Regions from separate parts of the Homo sapiens genome. Here regions 2 and 3 are each linked to region 1. The links are chromatin contacts, found by Hi-C or POLR2A ChIA-PET in ENCODE. All regions are on one chromosome and are shown on one strand. The core of a region is the stretch at or near the end of the contact, and the rest is flanking DNA. Distances in the headings are between cores, read along the strand shown. Region 1 holds the start of DDX54 (DEAD-box helicase 54). Region 2 overlaps TPCN1 (two pore segment channel 1). Region 3 overlaps DTX1 (deltex E3 ubiquitin ligase 1).

Region 1 (3,714 bases), core at 308-2,807:
GACCACAGGTGGGCGCCACCAAGCCAGGCTAATTTTTATTTTTTGAGACAGAGTCTTGCTCTGTCACCCAGGCTGGAGTGCAGTGGTGCAATATCGGCTCACTGCAACCTCTGACTCCCAGTTTCAAGCGATTCTCCTGCCTCAGCCTCCCGAGTAGCTGGGATTACAGGCACATGCCACCACACCTGGCTATTTTTGTATTTTTAGTAGAGACAGGGTTTCACCATGTTGGCCAGGCTGGTCTTGAACTCCCGACCTCAGGTGATCCGCCTGCCTCAGCCTCCTAAAGTGCTGGGATTACAGGCGTGAGCCACCGCGGCCATCCTAATTTTTTAATTTTTTGTAGAGACGGGGTCTGCCTATGTTGCCCAGGCTGATCTTGAACTCCTGACCTCAAGCAATCCTCCCACCTCAGCCTCCCTAAGTGCTGGGTTTACAGGCGTGTAGCCACTACACCAGGCCTTTGACTATTTCTTAACCCTCTAGGCCTCAGTTTCCTCCTGTAGAAAAATGAAGATGACAGTTGCTGGTGGTGTTAGCACAACGTTGGTGTGAGGATTAAATAATAAGGCTCGTACAGCTCTTAGCATGGAGCCTGGCACATAGTAAACGGTCAACAAACACAAACTGGCCGGGCTCACGCCTGTTAATCCCAACACTTTGGGAAGCAGAAGTGGGAGGACTGCTTGAGGCCAGAAGTTCGAGACCATCCTGGGCAACATAGGGAGACCCCCGTCTCTACAAAAAATTTAAAAATTATCCGGGCGTGGTGGCGCATGTCTGTGGTCTCAGCTACCGGAGAGGCTGACGTGGGAGGATCGCTTGAGCCCAGGAGGCGGAGGCTGTAGCAAGGCGTGGCTACACAACTGCACTCCGGCATGAGCAACAGAGCAAGACTCTGTCTCAAAAAAAATTGTTTTAATTCGTTTCCCAGAGGTTTGGAGGCGTCACACTGTCTCAAGCCACGCAGTCTGGCCTCCCCTTAATTCAACCTCCCAAGAACGCTCCAAACTCTCAAAGTCAGATCTTCTGCACCCGCACTTTTCATTGGGCGAAAGGGAGCCAGGATCCGCCCCACGAGCAGGAGGCAGCCAATGAGAGACGCGCGACCAAAACCCGGCAGGAAGGCCCGCAGGCTCCAGCCCCGGGATCCCAAGGCTCTGGCCGCGGAACCCTGAGCCTGACAAGCCCCGAGACACGTGCTCAGGCCGGCGGTCCCAAGACCGGTCCTCGGGTCGGCAGCCTCCCTCCCCACACTCTGCGGAGCCCAATCCCCAGCTGGGGAAACTGAGGCCTCGAGGCGCTGCCCGGAGCCGGGTCTCGGGCCCGAACATGCGTCCCAGCCCCACGCGCCTACCTTCCGGGCCCGGGCGTCATCTTCCGCCTGGATCTCAAACTCGCCGTCCTCCGAGTCGCTGCCGCGGGCCTGGGAGGCCGCGCCTCGGCGCTTCCGGAGCCCTTTCTTCTTCCTCCACTGGGCCATGGCAGCTCGCGACCGAGGTCCAGCCGCCGGGCCCTTGTCGGCCGCCATTCGGGCCGCGCGCTGGGAACGCAGAAGGGGGCGTGGCCTGAGGAGCGCACCAACTGCGTGGGGGGGGGGGAGGTGCGGTGACCACGTGACCTCCGCTGAGCTTTCGCCAGTGCCTGCGGCCCTCGGCGGCCTAGTACACACGCACCTGAGTGAGTGGCACCAGAGGACCCTCTCCATGTTTAGGGACCTCCTGGGCCTCAGGAGCGTGGCGCCCGCCCCTGGGCGGACTCCCCCCATCCGCGGGCGCGAATGGTCCGGGCCGCGTCCGCAGTGCTGCTGGCTGCTCCCTGGTTGCTGGGTGCAAAGTGCTGGGTTCTGGGTTTCTGGATTCGCGGGCCGTTCACACGTAGCCTGTGCCGGCTCCTCGGGTGAGTCCGTCCGCGCGCGGTGCCCCGGGACGGCCTAGGCTGCCGGGGGTCCGGGGCCCCAGGCATTCCGGGCTGCAGATTGACGGGGATCCCGGATGCACCGCGCGCCCCCGCGCCCTCACCGACGGGTCCAGACCTGGTGGGAAGAAGGTGCGGGGACGGGTCCCTGAGGATCCCGATGCCTACGAGCCAAGATGCTCAGGTAGGAGAACAACCCAAAAATGCAGGGACCTCGGGCACTTTTTAATCGGGTCATTGATTTGGGAGTCGCAGAATGTGGGGCGGTGGGGGCGGCGGTGATCTCCCGATAGCAGTGTAGCCAAGTACACAAGCTCTGGACTCAGATTTCACTTCCACCGTTTTAGCTTTATAGGTGTGACCTACACATGTGACTTCACCTCAGTTTTGTGATCCGTAAAATGGACAAATTCGAAGCTACTTCACAGTGCTGTTGAGAGGATTAAATGAAACAATGCTTGTAAAGCTCTTTGCAGGAGGTAGGCATGGGATCCACGCTGGCTGTCATTGCCCCCACCCCCATCAGTACACATAGGAAAGTGCCTGTCTCCCCTACCACCATAGTGTGTTTTCTGGTTGGTGCCTAAATAGACACAGGTGTCATCTCTCCTTCACCGCCAGAGTCATTCTGTAAATAATTGCCAGTAGCCCCCCTTTCACCACCATTATGACAACTAAAAAAAAGCCAAAGAAATTTCCAAAATGCCCCCTGAAGTTGACAGCTCCCCTTTGAGAGACTGGTTGAGAGAGAACTAAACCCTTGGGATGAGAACTTCAGACACTACCGGTCTTCCTCCATTAGCACTTCTGTGGCTCAGGGGTGCTACTCTGACCTCCTCTCACAGGGAGCCTCGGAAGCAGGGCCTGGCCGGCAGAGCACACCTGCTGTCACCAGGGACCACAGGCAGCATGAAGACCCCCGTGGAGCTGGCCGTCAGTGGGATGCAGACCCTCGGCCTTCAGCACCGCTGCCGAGGTGGCTACCGGGTCAAGGCCAGGACGTCATATGTGGATGAGACTCTGTTTGGCAGCCCAGCAGGCACCCGGCCTACCCCACCGGACTTCGATCCGCCCTGGGTGGAGAAGGCTAACAGAACCAGAGGCGTGGGCAAGGAGGCATCGAAGGCCTTGGGGGCAAAGGGGAGCTGTGAGACCACCCCCTCAAGGGGCAGCACCCCCACCCTCACACCAAGGAAGAAGAACAAATACAGGTAATGGGGTAGGGAGATGCAAATCCTGTACTCAGTGCAGCCACCTGGATTCCAGTTACAGCTCTGGTGTTCACCTGCTCTGTGACCTTGGGCAAGCATCTTGACCTCTCTGAGCCAGTTTACTCATGTGGAAAATAGGACCAATTATTCCTACCTAGGGGGATTGTTGATGGATTAAATGAGAGAGGGGTCTGCAGTGCTTCGCACAGTAACCTAATACTTAGAAAGCTGTCAATAAATGGTAGTGTTGATGGTTGTGATGGTGAACTCCCTATCCCCAAATGTCACAAACTGGGCATCTGAGGCCCAGAGGAGTCAGCTGAGGCATAAGATCACAGAGAAATTTGCATAAGCTTATTAATATTAATGTGTTCGATCCTTGAAATGACATAGATGTGGTGTTTCTGAAGTCATTTTGAAAATGGGTTTTGGCCACATGGGGTAGCTCATGCCTGTAATCCCAGAACGTTTGGAGGTTGAGGTGGGATCACTTGAGCTCAGGAGTTTGAGACCAGCCTGGGCAGCGTGGTGAAACTGTGTCTCTATAAAAAATGCAAAAATTAGCCAAGTGTGGTGGTGTGCGCCT
Region 2 (3,714 bases), core at 610-3,109, 110 kb after region 1:
AAAGGTGTGAGTCTCTGACCTGAGCATCTGGGCCTCGCCTGGGCCCTTCTTCCTCCCCAGGGGTGGAAACGTGGAGGGGCCAGCAGCACCCCGGGGTCTGCCCAGGGGAGTCAAGGCCCCGAGGTGGGGGGGCCTATTCCAGGAGGAGTGGGATCTCGGCCCTGTCCAGAGCGAGTTAATGTGTCCATCTGCCCAACCCTGTCCTGAGAAAGGACCTGGTTTTGGCCAGGACCTGACAAATACCCAATGGCAGCAGTGTCAACAGACGGGAGTCCAGCCAGGGTGGGTGCCCTTGTCATTGAGGTTAGGGACAGCTATCCCCAGGTTATGCCTGGCCCCACCCAGCAGGGAGTTGGGGTCCCCCCACAGGCTGTGAGCTCTGTGGGCCCTGGGATGTGATCTAGCTCAGATGCCCTCTCATCCTTGATGTCATAGTTGAGTGCACCCAAGTGGCACCCACTGGCGGCCAGGGGCACAGCCTGGTGGTGGTGGCAATAGAACTGTGCCCCTCCTCAGCTCCTCGCTTCCCCTCCCACAGCCCCAGCCTTACTCCACCATGCGGACAATCATTTTGTACGGATCACGGGAGCAATGCTGTACGGTTTTGTACACTGGTGGTTTGTTTCCTAGAAAACCCATTGTGTCTCTGGATTTCTAGCACATTACTAAAAGAGCCTCTGCTTTGTAAACATGGCTGCTGCCTCTTGACTTCTGTGGCTTTGGGTATTGTCGGGAGAGTGGCCCCATCCAAGGCCATGGCCATTCCTGATCCTGCCTCAGCCCCACCCCGAGCTGTGCCCTGGGGTCAGCCACTTGGCACTGGCCCCAGGTGAGGAAGAACTGGTAAAAGTTGGGGGTGTCATTTTCTCTACACTTGAAATTTTGACTTTTTTTTTATTTGGAAAAGAGACAGTTGAATCCCTTTTCTTTACCAGCATAAGGCAGTCAGGCAAACCTAAGAGTTGCTTATTTCGGCAACATAAGGCGGGGTCATTGCATGACAGCAAGAAGGCACGAGGTCCCCTCATCTGTCCTTTCCCAGCTCGCAGGCCTTGGAACCCCGCCCAGGGCCCCGCTGAGGGAGGCACAGGCACAGTCCTACCGACTCCTGCCTGGCAGCTGGAGGAGCCCAGGTTCCAGCACAAAGGAGTCTGTGGACAGGCAGGGGCAGAATCCTGGAGGGAGCGCCTGAGCCACCATCCCATGTGGCAGCTGCTGGCGTAGCAGTGCCTCGGGCTGGCATCGTTTTGGAAGCAAGTGGGTTCAGTGAAGTGTGTTGCCACGAATAGCACCCGCTGCTTTTGGCTTTATTAACGTGGCAAGGAGAAATTCAAAATTAAGTATGTCTCGAATTCTGTTTGTGGCAGATGGTGCGGCTCTGGAGCTCAGCCCTCGGCGGCCTGATTCCCAGGGGTCCAAGCCACCCTCATTCTCTGAGTCAGGGTTGGGCAGCCACTTGTGTCCTGAGAAGGTGCCAGAAGGCCTGAAGCCCAGGCAAGGGGAACGGGCAGTGCCTGTGCCTCGGGGGTACCTCCAGCATGGCCTGGAGCACATCCAGCCATCCCCTTCCCCCAAACTCCAGCCCTTCTCAGAGGGGCTCTGGGGGTCATTCAAGGGGGACTTCTAGCTTCTCTCTGGAACCCTTTGTCCAGAGCAAAGCCAGGTTTCCAAGGTCCCCACGGCAAGGCTGTTGGGTGCTGGCAGCAAGAGGTACACAGCAGTTCTCCCAGCTCACAGCAGTGACCTCAGATCTCCAGCAGCAAGGGCCGCACTCTCGTGCCCACAAGGGCCTTGCAGAAATGCTCCGGTCCCTGGGCCTCCCCCGGCAGGAGGGGCGGGGCTCCTGCCTGCAGTGAGGCCACAGCACTAAGCGGCTTCAGTCACATGCTTTTCAGGTGAATCACTCCAAATTCAGTGAGGAGGGCCACGACAAGGAAGTTCAGGTAGAAGAGGAGCAGGCAGAAGCCATAGACTCTGCTGAGCTGGAAGCACTGCAATGGGACTGAGACCAGGGAGAAGACGAGGCTGAGCCCCAGGGCGCCTGCCAGGACCCACACCAGCAGTCCGTCTGGCTCCAGCTGTGGAAGAATGAGGGGAGAGAGGCTGAGTCACTGCCCGTCACAGGCCCCGCCCCGTCTGTGGCCAACACAACAATGCAGCCTCAACAACAATGCAGCCTCAACAACAATGCAGCCTCAGCAACAATGCAGCCTCAGCAACAATGCAGCCTCAACAACAATCCAGCCTCAACAACAATGCACCCTCAACAACAATGCACCCTCAACAACAATGCAATCTCAGCCGAGCACAGTGGCTCATGCCTGTAATTCCAGCACTTTGGGAGGCTGAGGCAGGTGGATCACCTGAGGTCAGGAGTTCGACCTGTATTGGCCAGGAGTTCGAGACCACTGGCCAATACAGTGAAACCCTGTATCTACTAAAAATACAAAAATTAGCCAGACATGGCAGTGTGCTACTGGGGAGGCTGAGGCAGGAGAATCACTTGAACTCAGGAGGCGGAGGTTGCAGTAAGCCGACATCGTGCTACTGCACTCCAGCTTGGGTGATGGAGTAAGACTCTGTCTCAAAAAATAAATAAAATAACAACAACAACAACAACAACAATGCAGCCTCAACAGTGTTTGAGGGCACCAGCTGGGGGCCACTTAAGGAAGACTGGCCTGCAGCAGCCCGGCCTGCCCTGTGGGATGGCATGCCCCACCCTGAAGTTACCCAGACGTGGCCCCAGAAGTTTCCAGACGCAGAAACAGCAGGGAAAAGGAACCTTCTCTTCCAACTTCAGCCAGGTCCACCTGCCTGGGTGCCTCTCCCCTGCCTCGAGTCAGATGTCATTATAATTCCCTCTGTTTTTAATGCTGAACTCTAGTCAACGACATGCACAAGCGGATGTTCACCACTTACTGTGAAATGCATCAAGAAACAATATGGATGCGTTAGGCCGGGCAGGGTGGCTCAGGCCTGTAATCCCAACACTTTGGGAGGCCAAAGCGGGCAGATCACTTGAAGTTAGGAGTTCGAGACCAGCCTGACCAACATGGTGAAACCCCGTCTCTATTAAAAATACCAAAATTAGCCAGGTGTGGTAGCACATGCCTGTAATCCCAGCTACTCGGGAGGCTGAGGCAGGAGAATCACTTGAACCTGGGAGGTGGAGGCTGCAGCGAGCCAAGATTGCACCACTGCACTCCAGCCTGGGTGACAGAGCAAAACTCCATCTCAAAAAACAAAAGAAGAAAAAAGAAAAGAATAGATGGAGGCATGGACAGACAGGCATGGACAAACAGACAACAAAGCAAAGGCAGCCAAACATAAACAGTAGAGTCTGGGTGGTGGGAATATGTGTGTCTATCATACAAGTCTTTTAACTGTTCTATGTTTGAGTTTTCATAATAAAATGGAAAAAATCTTTATAAGGCTTTTTTTTTTTTTTTTTTTTGACATGGAGTCTCACTCTTGTTGCCCAGGCTGGAGTGCAATGGCGTGATCTCAGCTCACAGCAACCTCTACCTCCCAAGTTCAAGTGATTCTCCTGCCTCAGCCTCCCGAGTAGCTGGGATTACAGGTGTCTGCCACCACGCCTGGCTAATTTTTTTGTATTTTTAGTAGAGATGGAGTTTCACCATGTTGGCCAGACTGTTCTCGAACTCCTGACCTCAAGTGATCTGCCCACCATGGCCTCCCAAAGTGCTGGGA
Region 3 (3,714 bases), core at 776-3,275, 110 kb before region 1:
CAGGGAAGAAATCAATCTGCACACACTCAATTAAAATGATAAATCAGGCATCAGAGTGAGGCTGCCCCAGAGATGCAGGGGAAGTTTTTGTCTGATTGGCTGGAACATGGTAGGTGCCCAGGGACCTTATTTCCTGGGGCTGGGCTGCCAGTCCAACCTCTCCACCTCTTCAACCCCGCCCCTTTCATATCAATAGCCATAGCTCCGTGCCTCGATTTCTCCAGCTATTGGGGCCTGTCCAGTTGGCAGGGCACAAGGCTAGTCTGTAGCCCTTGTGATTCTAACAGAGGAGAGGGCAGAGGACAAGCTCTTTCAGCCCTGAGTAGGGACACACCAGTGTGGAACAGTCTGAGTTCCCCTATCTGGTTGCAGATCCCTGGGCCAGGCACCCGAGGAAGATGCCAATTAACAATGGAAATGCCTTCCAGGTTTTGAGGTCCTACTGTGTGCAGGTACTGTGCCAGGTGCTGGGAGTACAGCAGTGAGCAAAGCAGACAAGATCCCTGACTTTGCAGCTGACAGCCTAGAGTGAGGATACGCAGCATAAAGAATGCATGCAGATTAATACATCATGTCACAGCCTGGCGCAGTGGCTCACACCTGTAATCCCAGCACTTTGGGAGGCTGAGGCAGGTGGATCACCTGAGGTCAGGAGTTCGAGACCAGCCTGGCCAACATGGTGAAATCCCGTCTCTACGAAAAATACAAAAAAAATCAGCTGGGTGACACATACCTGTAATGCCAGCTACTTGGGAGTCTGAGGCAGGAGAATCGTTTGAACCTGGGAGGCAGAGGTTGCAGTGAGCCGAGATCACGCCACTGCACTCCAGGCTGGGTGACAGAGAAAGACTCTCTCTCATATATATATATAGTCAGTCAGGTAATGCCAAGTGCCAGGGAGGAAAATAAAGCAAGCTCAGAGGACAGCAATAGGAGGGCTGCACTTTTAGATGTTTGAACACACACCTGTAAGAAAGAAGGGAGGAAATGATGAGAACATCTGGGAATGGTGAGGTCATATTCCAGGCAGAGGGAACAGCCAGTGAGAAGGCCCTGAGGCTGGACAGTGCCTGGTGTATTTGAGGAACAGCAAGGAGGCCAGGGTGGCTGGAATGGAGTGAGTGATAAGGGGGAGGTAGACAATGCCAGAGGAGGACAGGGCCCCACAATGTGTGATTTCGTTGTAGGTCATGGCAAGGACTTTGGCTTTTACTCCAAGTGAGCGGAAGCCAGGAAGGATTTTGAGCAGAGGAAAGATGTGATCTGACTTGCATTGAGCAGGATCCCTCTGGCTGCGGTATGGGAAATGGATTACAGAGGCCAGTCATGAGTCTACTGCAATGGTCCAGGCAGGAGAGATAACATGGCGGGGACTGGGTGGTGTGAGTGCAGTGGGGAGCAGTGGTCAGATGTGGATGTGTTTGAAGGTGGAGATGACTGGATTTACTGACAGATTGGAGGTGGGATATGAGGTAGAAGTCAAGGATGAGACCAAGATTTGGGGGTCCAAGGAAGAGCATCCGGAAGCGCAGGAGCTGCCAGGAATTGCTATGTGAAGACTTCAGGAGGAGCAGGTTTGGGGCAGGGGAGAGCAGAGCTGAGTTCAAGGTGCCTGTTAAACCTCTCCAGGGAAGGGTCATGAACCTGGCTCCCAGGGGAGAAGACGGGGCCAAAGATGGCAGATTTTGGAATCATCAGAGTAGACACGGTATTTATCTCAATTGATCCTCTCAGCAACCCCACAAGCAACTGTTGCTACAGCTGGCAAACGCAGCAGTCTTCTATTGCATGTCTGCTTATGCCCATTTTCAACATGAGAAAACTGGGGCCCAGAGATGCTGAGTTGCCTACGCACAGTCACAGAGCTGGAAAGTCAGAAAGTCAGGACTTGAAGTGAGGGCTGTCTGCCTCCCAGCCCTGGGGTCCCACCCAGACCCTCTGCAGCTGTTCTCACTCACTCCTCCCCCAAATACTGTGTGAGAGGGAAGGGCTGGGTCATGGATGATCACCCCTCTTTTTGAGATGGGGCCACTAAGGCCTGAGGAGGCTTAAGGGACTTTCCCGCAGTTGAGGGGAAGTCAAGTGTGCAGCCTTTCTGCAGGTGTGCCAAATGAACCCAGCAAAAGACTCACTTCATCAGCCCCAAGACACAGAGCAGGCTAAAGGCTCTGAGAAGTCCTGCGGCCTGGACCTTGGGTTATCTCTGGTTAGCCCAGAGTTTCCCGTGGAGCCTTGCTGTCAGGGGAGCACGCAGAGCTTTGGCAAACATGAAGCTGTGGTTTGGAGTAAAGCCTCAGTGCCCTCCTTTATGAAAGGGGGCCCACCTGGCAGTCAGCAGTTGTTTGTTGAAGGAAGTAACAAATGAAACAAACAGATGAATGAAAGTAACAAATAAGCAAATGAAGGAATGGACGAATGCAGGGATGAGCACAAAGTGTGAATGAATTAAAAAAAAAAGAATCCATTTGTGACCTAATGAATTTATTCATTCATTCAACAAATATCGCTCGAGCACCTGCTGTGTGCAGGTGCTGGGGATATAGCAGTAAATAAAACAAAATCCCTGACCTTGTGGCTATTACATTCTAGCGAGGGGGGGACAGACAGAAACCAAGATAAATGGGTAGAATGTGAAGTATATCTGAGGGAGAAAATGGAGCGGGGAAGGAGAGAGGGGAAAGTACGTGGGGGGTGCACATTTTTAAATAGGATGATGGTAAATGAAGGAATGTCTGAATGCCTGAATACGGGAGTGGGCTGAAGATGGAGAATACATAAAGGTATCAATTTAAAAAAAGCATAAGGGGCCCAGGGGCGGTGGCTCACACCTGTAATCCCAGCACTTTGGGAGGCTGAGGTGGGTGGATCACCTGAGGTCAGGAGTTCGAGACCAGCCTGGCCAACATGGCAAAACCCCATCTCTACTAAAAATACAAAAATTAGCCCAGCAAGGTGGTGCATGCCTGTAGTCCCAGCTACTCAGGAGGCTGAGGCAGGAGAATCGCTTGAACCTGGAGGCGGAGATTGCATTGAGCCTAGATTGTGCCACTGTATTCCAGCCTGGGCGACAGAGCAATACTCTGCCTGGAAAAAAAAAAAAAAAAAAAGTGGGGCCGGTCATGGTGGCTCACACCTGTCATCTCAGCACTTTGGGAGGCCAAGGCGGTTGGATTGCTTGAGCCGAAGAGTTTGAGACTTAGCCTGGGCAACATAGGGAGACCCCTGTCTCTAAATAAATAAATAAAATAAAATAACATAATGGATGACTGCAGGCACGAATGAATGACCTAAGGAAAGAATCAATGAATGAATGAATCATTGAATGAAGGAATATATGAATATGTGAACTAGGGCATGGATAAGTGAATGAACTAATGCAAGAATTGTTGAATGACTAAATGAAATAGTGCTTAAATTAATGAACTAAGGCATGAACAGATTGATGAATGAATCATTGAATGAGTGAGCAAACTATAATGAAGAAGAGGACTGCATGGGGCCTATGTGCATGGCCTTGGTCTCTGTCTATGCCTGCCCCACTTTATCTGACTCTGGTCTGAAGAACCCCCAGGCCCCCTTTGCCCTCCCCCGCACCATCCAGGGCCTGTGATAACCCCCACTTCAGTGTCTGTCTTGGCCCTGGAGAGGTGGAGGGTGGGGGAGCCCTCCACACCTTGCTGGTTTCCTACCCCAGGCTATCTTGGCACCCCCACC

What was found. Hi-C counts contacts between places; a loop is a spot of excess contacts on that map. ChIA-PET counts read pairs that join two places held with the same protein, here RNA polymerase II (POLR2A). Pooled maps may share reads with other maps.
Region 2: a pooled map shows a loop between it and region 1 (5-fold over the local background). The contact joins the enhancer-like site here to the promoter of DDX54 in region 1. A Hi-C loop is called at or near these places in 29 of 168 maps with a recorded cell type or tissue (B cell, CD4-positive, alpha-beta T cell, Caco-2 and 22 more), 8 of 37 single-sample maps with no recorded cell type and 27 of 50 pooled maps. POLR2A ChIA-PET finds 5 or more read pairs at or near these places in 10 of 52 experiments (AG04449, AG04450, HEK293T and 6 more).
Region 3: a loop to region 1 is called in a map with no recorded cell type, with 5 times the contacts of the local background. The contact joins the enhancer-like site here to the promoter of DDX54 in region 1. A Hi-C loop is called at or near these places in 2 of 168 maps with a recorded cell type or tissue (B cell and OCI-LY7), 11 of 37 single-sample maps with no recorded cell type and 8 of 50 pooled maps. POLR2A ChIA-PET finds 5 or more read pairs at or near these places in 10 of 52 experiments (A549, B cell, CD4-positive, alpha-beta T cell and 7 more).

The regions. Positions count from the first base shown.
Region 1 is chr12:113,183,921-113,187,634 of GRCh38, forward strand. It overlaps DDX54 (DEAD-box helicase 54), which reads right to left and starts at 1,558. Exons shown (of 20, transcript NM_024072.4): 1 at 1,358-1,558. The coding sequence starts at 1,531. It overlaps RITA1 (RBPJ interacting and tubulin associated 1), which reads left to right and starts at 1,801. Exons shown (of 4, transcript NM_032848.3): 1 at 1,801-2,101; 2 at 2,265-2,396; 3 at 2,763-3,128. The coding sequence starts at 2,827. RefSeq lists enhancers at 1,375-1,454, 1,492-2,141, 2,142-2,792, 2,793-3,442 and a silencer at 1,945-2,084.
Region 2 is chr12:113,297,897-113,301,610 of GRCh38, forward strand. TPCN1 (two pore segment channel 1) reads left to right here. Exons shown (of 28, transcript NM_017901.6): 28 at 1-689. It overlaps SLC8B1 (solute carrier family 8 member B1), which reads right to left. Exons shown (of 16, transcript NM_001358345.2): 16 at 875-2,078. The coding sequence ends at 1,881. Among named protein-coding and RNA genes, the nearest start is that of MIR6762, 8.2 kb to the left of the region's middle. RefSeq lists enhancers at 496-1,193, 1,194-1,889 and a silencer at 1,928-2,222. Within about 2 kb of position 1,860, at least 29 of the 41 ENCODE cell types and tissues checked have a DNase peak (open chromatin) inside an H3K27ac peak, as active enhancers do; they include HCT116, IMR-90, PC-3 and 10 more, where a contact is called at or near this core.
Region 3 is chr12:113,073,371-113,077,084 of GRCh38, forward strand. The region is part of intron 2 of DTX1 (deltex E3 ubiquitin ligase 1); the gene reads left to right. Among named protein-coding and RNA genes, the nearest start is that of DTX1, 18 kb to the left of the region's middle. Within about 2 kb of position 2,026, at least 5 of the 41 ENCODE cell types and tissues checked have a DNase peak (open chromatin) inside an H3K27ac peak, as active enhancers do; they include B cell, GM12878 and OCI-LY7, where a contact is called at or near this core.